Regions from separate parts of the Homo sapiens genome. Here region 1 is linked to region 2. Evidence: chromatin contacts called from ENCODE Hi-C or POLR2A ChIA-PET data. All regions are on one chromosome and are shown on one strand. The core of a region is the stretch at or near the end of the contact, and the rest is flanking DNA. Distances in the headings are between cores, read along the strand shown. Region 1 overlaps LMOD1 (leiomodin 1). Region 2 overlaps CSRP1 (cysteine and glycine rich protein 1).

Evidence for each region. Hi-C counts contacts between places; a loop is a spot of excess contacts on that map. ChIA-PET counts read pairs that join two places held with the same protein, here RNA polymerase II (POLR2A). Pooled maps may share reads with other maps.
Region 1: a pooled map shows a loop between it and region 2 (2.2-fold over the local background). The contact joins two enhancer-like sites. A Hi-C loop is called at or near these places in 1 of 50 pooled maps. POLR2A ChIA-PET finds 5 or more read pairs at or near these places in 3 of 52 experiments (GM12878, HEK293 and WTC11).

What each region holds. Positions count from the first base shown.
Region 1 is chr1:201,893,374-201,898,872 of GRCh38, forward strand. LMOD1 (leiomodin 1) reads right to left here. Exons shown (of 3, transcript NM_012134.3): 3 at 3,083-5,025. The coding sequence ends at 4,999. Among named protein-coding and RNA genes, the nearest start is that of SHISA4, 7.2 kb to the left of the region's middle. RefSeq lists an enhancer at 2,769-2,838. Within about 2 kb of position 2,723, at least 18 of the 41 ENCODE cell types and tissues checked have a DNase peak (open chromatin) inside an H3K27ac peak, as active enhancers do.
Region 2 is chr1:201,478,190-201,484,087 of GRCh38, forward strand. It overlaps CSRP1 (cysteine and glycine rich protein 1), which reads right to left. Exons shown (of 6, transcript NM_004078.3): 6 at 5,341-5,898. Among named protein-coding and RNA genes, the nearest start is that of PHLDA3, 12 kb to the left of the region's middle. RefSeq lists a silencer at 2,329-2,418 and an enhancer at 4,799-5,128. Within about 2 kb of position 4,027, at least 22 of the 41 ENCODE cell types and tissues checked have a DNase peak (open chromatin) inside an H3K27ac peak, as active enhancers do.

The sequences.
Region 1 (5,499 bases), core at 1,473-3,972, 410 kb after region 2:
TGTGCTCTCAGGACTTGTCTGGTGACAGATCCAGGGAAGGAAGTTTTATTGTTTTTAACTCAAGTGGGAAAAGTGTCAGCTCAGCTTGGCAAAGCCCCACCAATGAAGAGCCCCTCCCCTCTCCAAGCCCCTTATCCAAGTATCCTCTAAGCCCAGCCCTCCTTTTCTCCCCATCCACAGGTACTCCAGCCCCACTGCAGCCTCAGGCTTTGCTCTCCTGCCCTGCCCGCTCAGACCTCTGGGATCCTGCAGCCCAGCTGGGTTCTGGATATGGCCGTTGTGCTGACCATGCCCCCAGGGCCTTCTGCCACCCACATACTCTTGAGGATTATCTCTTGTCACGCAGCCTGGAAGGCAAGAGCTCCTGGGCCAGGGTTTTGGGGCCAGGGTCAGAAATTCCCCTGGGCAGAGCTCTGCCCCTAGATTCATGGCTTTCCCCTTCCCAGTGAAATCTTCATGGGGCCCACATGTCTGCCCCTGGATCAGACCCAGACAGGGAGGGGCTGCTGATGCTGGTAGAGACAGAGCTGAGGCCACAGGTACAAATCCTCTTTCTCTTTGAGGGTGGGGACAAGAGGTGGGAGCTGGAGCCCTGGAGTGCCTGGCTTCACAATTTAGGAAAGAGGGTCTCCAAGTCATCTGAGGTTTGGAGTGCAGTCTCCTCTCTCCTGAAGCTGGGAGCTGGAAGAGATCTACATATTAAGGTTTTTTAGTTTCTCCGAGAAATGATGTGTAAATGTATGCAAGGTGATGCCAGTCAGAATTAATTATCCTTGAATCAACAACCTGGTGCCAATGAAAAAATGCTTTGTAGTCTGGGATAGGAGGCAGGTTTACCCTAGCCATAGCTGAGACTGGAAGAGTAGAGTTGCCCCATTTCCAGTCAACTAACTCTGCAAAACACTGAAGAGAATTCTAAGAAAAGGAGCAAAACTGTGACAGAGTAGGACTTTCACATGCTCTGAGCAGTGAAGAGGTCTCTCACATATCCTGGAGTTCTTTAAATGGAGGCAATCACCCCTACGTCTCTTCCCAAACCACTGCAGTCTCCTCTGACCCCACCTCATCTGACTCATCATCTGGGAAACAAGGGGAGCCCAGCAGGGCCAGGGGAGTACAAAGCTGTAGTTGCCCCTCCGGATCGCCTTGTTCCTCAGCTAGCACCCCTGAAAGCCAATCAGGCACTCTATAAGGGCAGGCAGGAGTGAGGGTGGGAGGGGCAGTGTCCCTCAAGGATTGGGGGACCTCAATAGTGTCAATAGGGTCCTGCTAGGCTGGGAGGGAATGGTGAATCCCCCAAAGGGCGGTCTGGAAGGCACATGTGGAGAAGAGGGGCATTTTTAGACAAAAGCAAGAGGAGTGCATTCTTAGGGCAGGAATCTTGCCAGGCTGGGCCTGCTCAAGGGAAAGCGGATCTCACAGGTGGATGGGAGGGGTCAGGTGCAGGGGAAGGAGCTAGGGCAGGGACACATGGAAATACAATGGGCAGGGGGAGAAAGGTTGGCAAGAAAGGAGAGACACCTTGGGTGAGGGGAGAAGGGGAGCCCCCCACAAGAGGTGAACAGAAGGGAGGTACTTCAGGCAAAGAGTAAAGGAGGGAGGGGCAAGTAAGGGAAGGGCCCTAGAGGGCTGGAGGAAGGAGGGAGGGAGGGAGGGGTAGGAGGGGCATAGACAGGATGAGTGGGAGGTGCTGGGGGAAGGGTGCTGAGGGGGGCCACACTCTCTTGGCCACTCTTAGGCCAGCAGCCTAGCCCAGCACCACAGCAACACAGGCCCTAGTTAGGCCAAACTCAGAGGTCAGGAGCCCCAGCCTGGCCATGCAGGGTGAAGGGTAGGGGGCAGCACATGGCACTCCCGACTTGGTGGTCCAGAAGCTCATGGGTGACCTGCATCCAGATCTCATGTTTCTTAAAGAGTGCCACATGTGTGACACAGTGCCCAGGCCTAGAGCCCCTTGCTCACCTGCAGGTTGAGCTTCTGTAAGGACAAGTGAGGCCAGCGCCTTGGCAGCTGCTGGTGCCTGCCATCCCACCCACAGCCAGCACCAGGGCCTAGGTCCCAGTGCTGGGAAGGTGGAGGGAAAGACGCTTTTCCCATCTGGATAGGACCAGGAGGCAAGAAGCTTGGGGTGCAACGGCTGGGCCCTGCGGGCCGGGAGAGCTGAGAGGTGAAGCCTCCCTTCCTTGCAGGTAGGAGCTAGGGAATGTGATTCTCCAGGAAGTGATGGAGGGTGGGGGGGCAGAGTGGAGGATATGACAGTGGGGGCTGCAGGCAGAGACCGTGGAGGTCAGACCGTGGCTTCATCCAGGTTGCTAGATGAACCCAGAGATAAGAGACTTGGGTTCAAATCCTGATTCATCAACTTCGACAAGTCATTTTCTATCTTCGAACCTCTTTTTTTGTCCTTGTACAGTACAGGCACCAGACAAGGATAGAGCCTTTCTGGATTTCCCTCTCTAAGTTTTAGGAAAGGAAGCAGGATAGATGGGTGACTGCCAGTGTTGGTGGGGCAGGTGGGCAGCAGTGGGTGCGTGGCGCAGCAGAAACACAGCCTCCAGAGTTTGGGCCCCTTTTCCGAAGCTCACCAGGCTATCTGCCCATCTTTTCCTCCCCCTCCCTCTAACTGCCTCCCTCCCCTGGTCCCTAGCACAGCTCCAGGGCACCCCTGGAGCAGCTGGAGAATCTGGGTTGCGGTCCACCCCCAGGTGGCGCTGTGCTCCCGCACCAGGTTCAAGTGCACTAGAGGAGTGATGACATCATCCAGGACGGAAACAGCATCCCCACCGCGGGAGCACCGAGGAAGAGGGCAGCTCACTTGTTGCTCAGGACAGTAGGGAGTGGTTTTTCTCTCTGGCTAAATCATGTTTGAAGTTTGGTAGAAAGGGCTTCCTAAGGTGACAGGTTCTATTGGACCCTTAAGATTTGGAGGCAGGTTGTTTGGGTTCAGGTGAGCGTCCAGTGCTTTCCTGCAGCACCGTCACAGCCTTATTTCAGTGAGGGAAGGAAGGGGAGCTGTTAATGAGAAGCAGTTCTATGGCCTGAAGACCTGGGCTCAAAACAAAACCAACAAACAAAACAGACCTGAGCTCTGACTTTTATTAGCTGTGTGATCATGGATATATTAGTTAACCTCTCTGGGCCAAATTCTATCTGCAAAATAGAATATTGGTATCCACCTCACAGAGTTGAAGGATCAGCTGAAGCAACCTAAAGCATCTAGCTAGTGCCCAGTGCCCAGCAGGCACAGGGGGGTGCAGTGGGACTGACAGTGAGGGCTGACAGTGGAAGCTCTAGCTGGCCTTAGCTCCAGCTCATACCCTTTAGGTCCAGGAGCCAGTGTGTGTCTGTCTCCTCTCCTCTGGGCCCAGTGATTGCTTAGGTGACTGGGGTGACAGGCAAGTGGGTGGAGGGAATGGAGAAGAGTGTACCCTGGGATCTGAGGGCTTTACCCCCAGGACTAGACTGCCCTCTGGTTTTGGTCAGACCTAGCACAGCGATCTTGCTTCCTAGCTGGGGCACCCCACCCTCACCTCAAAGATGGTGAAACTGCTGTGCCTCCTGCTGTTGAGGCAACCTGGAGGCAGAGAAACCTACAAGTGACACAGACCCAAGGTGGCAGTTCCACAGTGCCAAGGGGTGGCAGCACCTTCAAGAGAATGAAATTCAGAAAGATGCCTTTCACCTACACCCGATGGTGGGCATGGCAGCATTGTCAGCATTCCTGCAGTTGGGGCAGGAAGTGGAATTGGTGAGCAGGTGGGGAGGGCTGGGGAAGATGAGGCCCCTCTGAGCCCTAGGGCACACAGATATGGGTGCTATTCTCCAAATAGTCACTCCACTTCTCTGCCTGCCGCCTTCCTGGGCCTGTGACTGCTGTGAGGACCTGGCCCTGAGCCCATGGTTAGGCAGAGTCATGGAATGAGCATCCCTGAACATGCCTAATATAGCCATCCCAGCACCCTGGGCTCCACTCTGCCCCAGCACCCCTGAGAACAACTCTGGCTACTGACTCCAGGCAGCAGGACTGGTTCAGGAGCAGACCTAGTAGAGGCCTGGCCTTCTAGACCTGGACAACCAGGTCAGTGGAGAGTCTTCTGCTTAGAGTTCAGATTTTCCTCCATGCTGCACTTTCTGAGGATGTGAATTTATTTCTTGGCCAACTCAAATAGTGTGGCAGGGAACCTGAGCTTCTAGAGTCCTCCAGGGAGCCCAGGGTTAGGATCAGGACTCACAGTTCAGGACAACAGGTGGGGCACAGCCATTCACAGCTAAAGGTTTGTATATATTATCAAAATCTTATGGAAAAACAGATACACAGCTATTCATACAGCAGCAGGTGGGTGTGAGGAAAATGTCTGCTTTGGCATCAAACCTTCAAGTCCAGCTGCTGTCTGTCCCACTCCTCCTGTCTGGAGCCTACTCCCATCAGGCACTGTGCATCCAGGCCACTGCCCCTGCCACATCCTCTAATTAGCCTGGACTTTGGGGTATCCTCAGCCCCTCCCCACGCTCCCCTTTGGGCCCCCATGCCTCTCCATCTTTCTGCCATTTTCCCACACAGAGTGCCACTGGCCCAGCAGCTTTGCCCCGTGGGCTCCTCAGAGGCCTGAATCCTGGCCCTGGAGGGCAGTGGGGCTGGGGTGGATGTGGTCCCTGTGGGACATCTTTCCTGGATCACAGGCCTTTTGCAGCTTGCCAGCTACATGGGCCCTGGACAGTGCCATCTTCTCAGTGATGTGCTAAAAGGACTCTTCTTGTCCAGAAACCTGAGCTCCATGTACTAAAGCAAAATTTGGAGAGCCTCAGAGACAAGAAAAGGAAAGTGAGAAGAGATAAGGCATCCTTCCTTGAGCGTGACCCAGGCCTGGACTCTCCCATGGCAGAATAGGGACATCCACAGCAGGTCAGCCAGGGATGGGGTGGGCAGGGTCTGTGTAGCCCTGGGAGGTGAGGCCTGAGCAGTCATGGCATTGGCAGATGGTGCCTGGCAGCCTGGTCCTACTGAAGCAGTTTGGGCACTTCCACCTGTAGGGGCAAAGTAGAGACAGGTTAGAGAAGGGAGCTCAGCCACCTCACCTCCCTCCCTACTGGAAGGACACACAAGACACTGCAATATGTTATGTCTGTGGAATGTGAATGAGGTGTTGACACTGAGGGAGCATTTTTCATTGTCTGTAAAAATTGGATGTCATTGAGTGACCACTGGAATTACAATTGAGATTTTCCTTTATCTCATGATACCTTGTCCCAGATGATGTTGTGGGGGTTGGGTATCCAACCAAATGGACAAACGATCGTGGACTTTGTCACCCAGGCCAGACTTCCAGGGGAGGCAGGGCTTGGAGAAGTAGGGTGTCCAGGGATGGCTCCTGTGTCCATGGCACTGGCTAGGCAAAGGTAGACTCTCCTGAGAGGTGAATCTCCCAGAGACCTTTCGGATGGACTGACCTGTAGGACTTGGCTGGTCCTGAGAGGAGGCTAAGTAAAACGTGGATCATT
Region 2 (5,898 bases), core at 2,777-5,276:
ACTTGACTCGGCCTATCTAAGGTGATATTGGTATGTGTACTAGTTAGGATGGGCTAGGTTATGCTGTGCTAAGAAACTCCTCCCAAACCCAATAGCTTAACATAGCAAAGGTCTTCCCACTCATACCATATGTCCTACTTGAGCTGGCAGGGGAGGTATATCTGCTCCTTGAGATATACACATATCCAGGTTGCTGGAGGTTCCATCACACCTACTTCCACACTCTCCACAACAGGGAAAAGGGACATGAAAACTTACATCGTGCCTATTAAAGAAGTCTGCTCAGATGGCCAGGCACGGTGGCTCACGCCTGTAATCCCAGCACTTTGGGAGGCTGAGGCAAGTGGATCACCTGAGGTCAGGAGTTCAAGACCAGCCTGGCCAACATAATGAAACTCCGTCTCAACTAAAAATACAAAAAAATTAACTGGGTGTAGTGGCAGGCACCTGTAATCCCAGCTACTTCAGGAGGCTGAGCCAGGAGAATTGCTTGAATCTGGGAGGCAGAGGTTGCAGTGAGCTGAGATCACGCCACTGCACTCCAGCCTGGGCGACAAGAGTGAAACTCCATCTCAAAAAATAAAAAATAAAAAATAAAAAAAAAGAAGTCTGCTCAGAAGTGACACTTCTGGTCTCAATTAGAGGCCACAGCAAGCCACATCACCACATCAAAATTCAAGGGAAGAGGCCAAATGTAACCCTTAAATGTAAACGTAGATATTACTGTGTGTCCAGGAATATCTGTGAACATCTCTTAAAGGACTAGACAGTGTGATTGCCATGGGACTGCTGGGTACCCAGAAGGCAGAGCCACAGAGATACCTCTTCACTCCTCCAGCAGGGAGCAACAATCCCCCTTGGCCTGGGACCAAGACCTTGAACTCTCTTGAAGAGTCAGGTTGAGGTCAACAGAGTGGAAATGTAGAAGGTTCAGGAGCAGGTGCTTCTGAAAAGGAACTAAGGGCTTGTCCAGGCATGGAAAATGCCCACTAAAGGCTTTATTCACGATAATCTGCTTCCTGAATTTTCATGGCCTTTAGGGTGAGTCTTTCTAGGCCCATAAACTCAGGACATCAGAGTTGGGTGGATCCCCTGAAGCTTGGCTGTTCAAGTGTGGTCCCAGGATCAGCAACATCAGCACCACCTACCCCTGGGAGCTTGTGAGAGATGTCCAATTTCAGGCCCCACCCAAAACTAGAATCTGCATTTTAACAAGATCCCCAGGAGATTCATATGCACATTAAAGCTTGAGAAGCATTTCCTCAGAACTAATTTAGGCCAACGTCTTCACTTCGCAAATGAGGAGCCGACACCCAGAGGGGAGGAGGCAGGCCCAAAGTCACAGAGCTGGTTCCAATCCTGGCTCCACCACTTGCCAGGGACTTGAGTAAGTCTCTAAAATTCACTGAATCTCGGTTTCCTCTTATATAATAAAGGGATAATATAATTACCTCCTAGTGCTTATATGAGGATCAAATAAGAAAACATCTAGACCAGTGCCAGGCACATAGTATGTGCTCAATAACTGTTAGCTATTGCTATGGTCCTAACTCACCATTCCAGCACCAGGCCTCATACTCCCAGTACATAATTGTCTCCTCTTAAGGCAAGGATGTTAGGTATAGCACTGCAGCGATGGGACCTGGACCCAGCTGCCTGCATTTATATCCTGCTCAATTTGACCTTGAGAGGGTTGCTGAATTGTTCTTTGGTTCTTGGCTTCAGTTTGATCAGTTATAAGTGGGTAAAATGACAGCACCTACTTCATAGGGCTATTGTGAGAATTAAATGAGTTAATGCATTTAAGGTCTTCAAACAGTCTATAGCATATATTAAGCACACGAGATGGATGAGTAATGTGACAATTAAGTGAGTTAATACATTAAAGGTCTTCAAACAGTCTATAGCATATAGTAAGCACACAAGTTGGATGAATAATAATGTTTCCAAAATGTCCAAAAGAAGACTAGGTTGGAGGAAGTTGCACCCTAGAAAGGCAGGGGACAGGCGTTTCTCAGGGGGAGCTGCCTCTGTTTTTTCCCTTTGACCTATTGCAAGTCCCCAGTCTGTTTCTCTGGCCACTGGACGGCCCCCAACCCCTGGCTGTGTTTTTCCTCCTCCACTGGACTCACTGGGCTCCCTGGTGCCTCCATCAGGAAGCGCTGAAAGGCCAGGGGATCTCTGGTGGGGAGGGGCGGACTCAGGCAGCCGACAGCTGTCTTCAAATCTCTGAAGCGCTGTCATGCAGGAGAGGGATTAGACCTGTTCTGGATGACTCTAGGGGACAGAAATAGGAAGTTCCAGGAAGTCCTCTCTAATCATTAGAACCGTTCAGAGGCAGCCCCAGCTGCGGGGCGGGGCGGGGCGGGGCGGGGCGGGGCGGGGCGCGGAGCTGTTGGCAGCTAAGTGGTTGAGGTTGAGCGGCCGGGTGGAGGCCGGCACCTACTAGGAGGCTGGGCTGGTCCGCAGGTTCTCAAGCCCGGCTGAGCCCGGGCAAGCGTCAGAGAATCACCAGAGCAGCTTGTCGAATACAGATTCCCAGGCCCCACCCAGGCCAACCGAATCAGAATCTCTAGGGGTGGGGCTGGGAATCCATTTTTAAAGGCTTCCCCAATGATTCTCAGAATAAAGGTTGGGCTTGGAGGCGGGGCCGGGGCTGGGCGTGGCACGGAGGCGAGGCGCGGGGAGGGCCGGACCTTCCAGTTGTTAATCCCTGTGTTCCTCACTCCGCCACACTCACCTCCACTGATCTAAGTCGGGGGATCGTTCCTCGCTGGGTGCCCCCCTCACTTGATCTTAGCCAAAAGGTCGAGAAGCGATTGGGAGCCCCTCTCGAATAATTTCTGTGGCCCTTGATTCAGGGATCACTCCCACACTTAATAGCAGCTCTAACGCCCCCCAACCCCCGCTACCCAAGATCTCTATCCTCACCCTCCAGTCGGCCTCGTGGTCTTCCTGTCCCTCCCCAGCCTCTCAGGTGACCCGGACAATTTGCTAAGGCTCTTGGAGAAGGGCAGCCCGAGGAGGCTGGGCCTGCCGCCCATCGGGAGCGGCAGCTATTTTCCATCACATCCTAAAAAGCCCAGGGCTCTACCGCTCCTGCAGCTGGGCATAGCTCCCACCAAACACATTCTCCCGAGGTCGCCCTGGACGCCTTGCTCGGAGATGACAGAAACGAGAAAAGAAATACCTAAGTGGACATAAAGACCTAGCTCACCCTGGCCGGGTGCGGTGGCTCATGCCTGTAATCCCAGCACTTTGGGAGGCCGAGGTGGGCAGATCACCTGAGGTCGGGAGTTCTAGGCCAACTAGCTTGACCAACATGGAGAAACCCCGTCTCTACCAAAAAAATACAAAAATTAGCCGGGCGGGGTGGCTTATGCCTGTAATCCCAGCCACTCAGAGGCTGAGCCAGGAGAATCGCTTGAACCCGGGAGGCGGAGGTTGCGTTGAGCCGAGATCGCACCATTGCACTCCAGCGTGGGCAACAAGAGGAAAACTCTGTCTCAAAAAAAAGAGTCCTTGCTCACTCTTTGGTGAGGGTTTGGTATTCCACAGGGCCCCGAAGCGCGACAGCCCTCCAAGGAGAAGTGAGCGTCGGGGATTAGACGCGTGCGCTGTCTTGCGCAGGAGCTGAGTCCTCAGGGTCCACAGAGAGAGGAGGAGGGCGTGGGGTGCGCGGAAACGCAGCGCCTGCCTTTTGCCCTGACCCCACAGCACCACCTGGTGTCTCCCGGGACGGCGCAAGCGCCGCGCTTGCAGATGCTGGGCCCCCTCCCCGTCAGCCGACCCTCCTTCCCCAAGTGCCTCCCCTGCCTGGTGTTCCTCCTTCCTTGATGCGCCCCTCTGGCTGGCCCTTCACCGTCCAGTGAGTGCTTCCTGGCCTGGCCGCAGCTGGCTTACAGCCTACTGCCTTTACCCAGGTCTTATTCCCAGGAGGTGCGTCAGGGCCCCTTGCCCACCGTGGGGCTGCACTGAAAAACAGTGGCCCGGGAGCAAGACAGCTAGTGGTGCAAGGCACAGGACGGTCGCCGACAGGCCCTCCCGATCAGCCAGCAGAGGGCAGCCTCTCTCCAGCTTTGGGCCCCAAAGGCTCCCATCCGGGCCACTCCTGTAGGCCCCTCCCAGACAGAAGGGTCCACCTGGGTGTGTGGAACCAGCCGTCCTCCTGGCTGCGGAAACTTGTCCGGAGCACCTTTCGTGGGCCACCCCCTGTGCTGGAGCCAGAGGGGTTACCAAGATGGAGCCCTTGACCCCGATTGCAGAACTCCCAGCCAGAGCCCACCCTGGGCTGGCATTCCCTGAACTCCTCCAGCTCTTCTCCCGGTCATCTTGTACTTTTCTATTGCTCTGCACCATTGATGGGTGTTATGCATGCATAGGTGCCTTTCTCAGAGTCCAGGAGGGGCCTCTGTCAAGGCCACTGTTGGAGCTGGTCATCTGGGAAATAGGTACACGAGGCCTTGTTGTTATTAAAGCATCTGCTTTTGTTTTGAAAACTTAGTGTGGGCACATTTTCGAGAAGGGCTGAAGCAAAGCAGCACAGCCCCAACGCATCAGGCAGGTATGCCTAAGATGAAGGATGCCGCAACCCCTCACATGAACCTATTTCCAAAAAAAAATGTGGCCTTCCACGGACTTGCTGTGGGGGCCCTAACAGCACAGCAGGCTGAGCCAGGCCCCTCCACCACACCCCTCCTAGGTAGAAGTGAGCTTTCTAGATTTGACGTGAAAGTTCCTCTGGTTGAGTTTCCCTCTTAGGCTGGGGCTTTCCGAGCTGGGAGAAGTTCTGAGCACAGTTTTGGGGCCTAGCTGAGCCCCTCCAAGTCCAAAGTCCATGCAATTCCCAGGCCCAGATTTGGGGGTGGAGACCAGACAGGACAAGCCAGTGGTGTTTGGCTGGTCGGGTCACTTCAGACAGTGTGGTTCAGTTGGCATTGATACTGAGAAGTAATTGGTCCTTAGAAAAAGCAGGAACGAATCCACTTTGATTCATTTCCACCAGGCTGCCTGCTTTTTTTTTGAGACAGAGTTTCACATTTGTTGCCTAGGCTGGAGTACAATGGTGTGATCTCAGCTCACTGCAACCTCTGCCTCCCGGGTTCAAGCGATTCTCCTGCCTCAGCCTCCCAAGTAGCTGGGATTACAGGCACCCACCACCATGCCTGGCTCATTTTTTGTATTTTTAGTTGAGTCAGAATTTCACCATGTTAGCCAGGCTGGTCTCAAACTCCTGACCTCAGGTGATCCGCCTGCCTCGGCCTCCCAAAGCCCCTGCTAATTTGATTGCTCCCATTGAGTTCCCTCCCAGCTCCACAGACACAGGATTGGACACCAGAGTTCTGGTCTAAACAGCTTTATTGACCAGATGAGAAATCAGCTTGGGTACAGCCCATGCCTGCAGCCCTTTCAGTGGGTGGCTCCAGATAGTGTTGTCCTTTCAGTTGCTGGGAGCGGTGAGGCCCAGCCCTTTCCCCTTCCTCCCACCACTATTCCTAACCTGGGGCCTGGCAGGGGTGGAGTGATGTGATCTAAGGGTCCCTGGAGAAGGGTGGAGTGGAAGAGGCAGGGTCTTGGGTTAAAGGGAAGATTCTGAGGTCTCAGGGCAAAGGGAAAGGTGTTTGGATGAAGACTGAGGCAGTGCCTACCTCCCTCCACATCTGAGGATCAAGCAGGTGTGGCAAGAACAGAGCCCTGGCCTGGGCTCTGCTGGCCGCAGCCTCAGGAGCCAGGGTTAAGGCCAGAGATAAATGAAGATTTGAGCCATTGATAAATGCCAATATATGTTTCAGGTATTTCATTAGGATCCTCCCATCAAGCAGGGAACTAGATGTTTGAGAAGATCAAACAACATCCTGACTTTGGGGTCCTTAAGACCTGGGTTATTCTCCTCCCAGT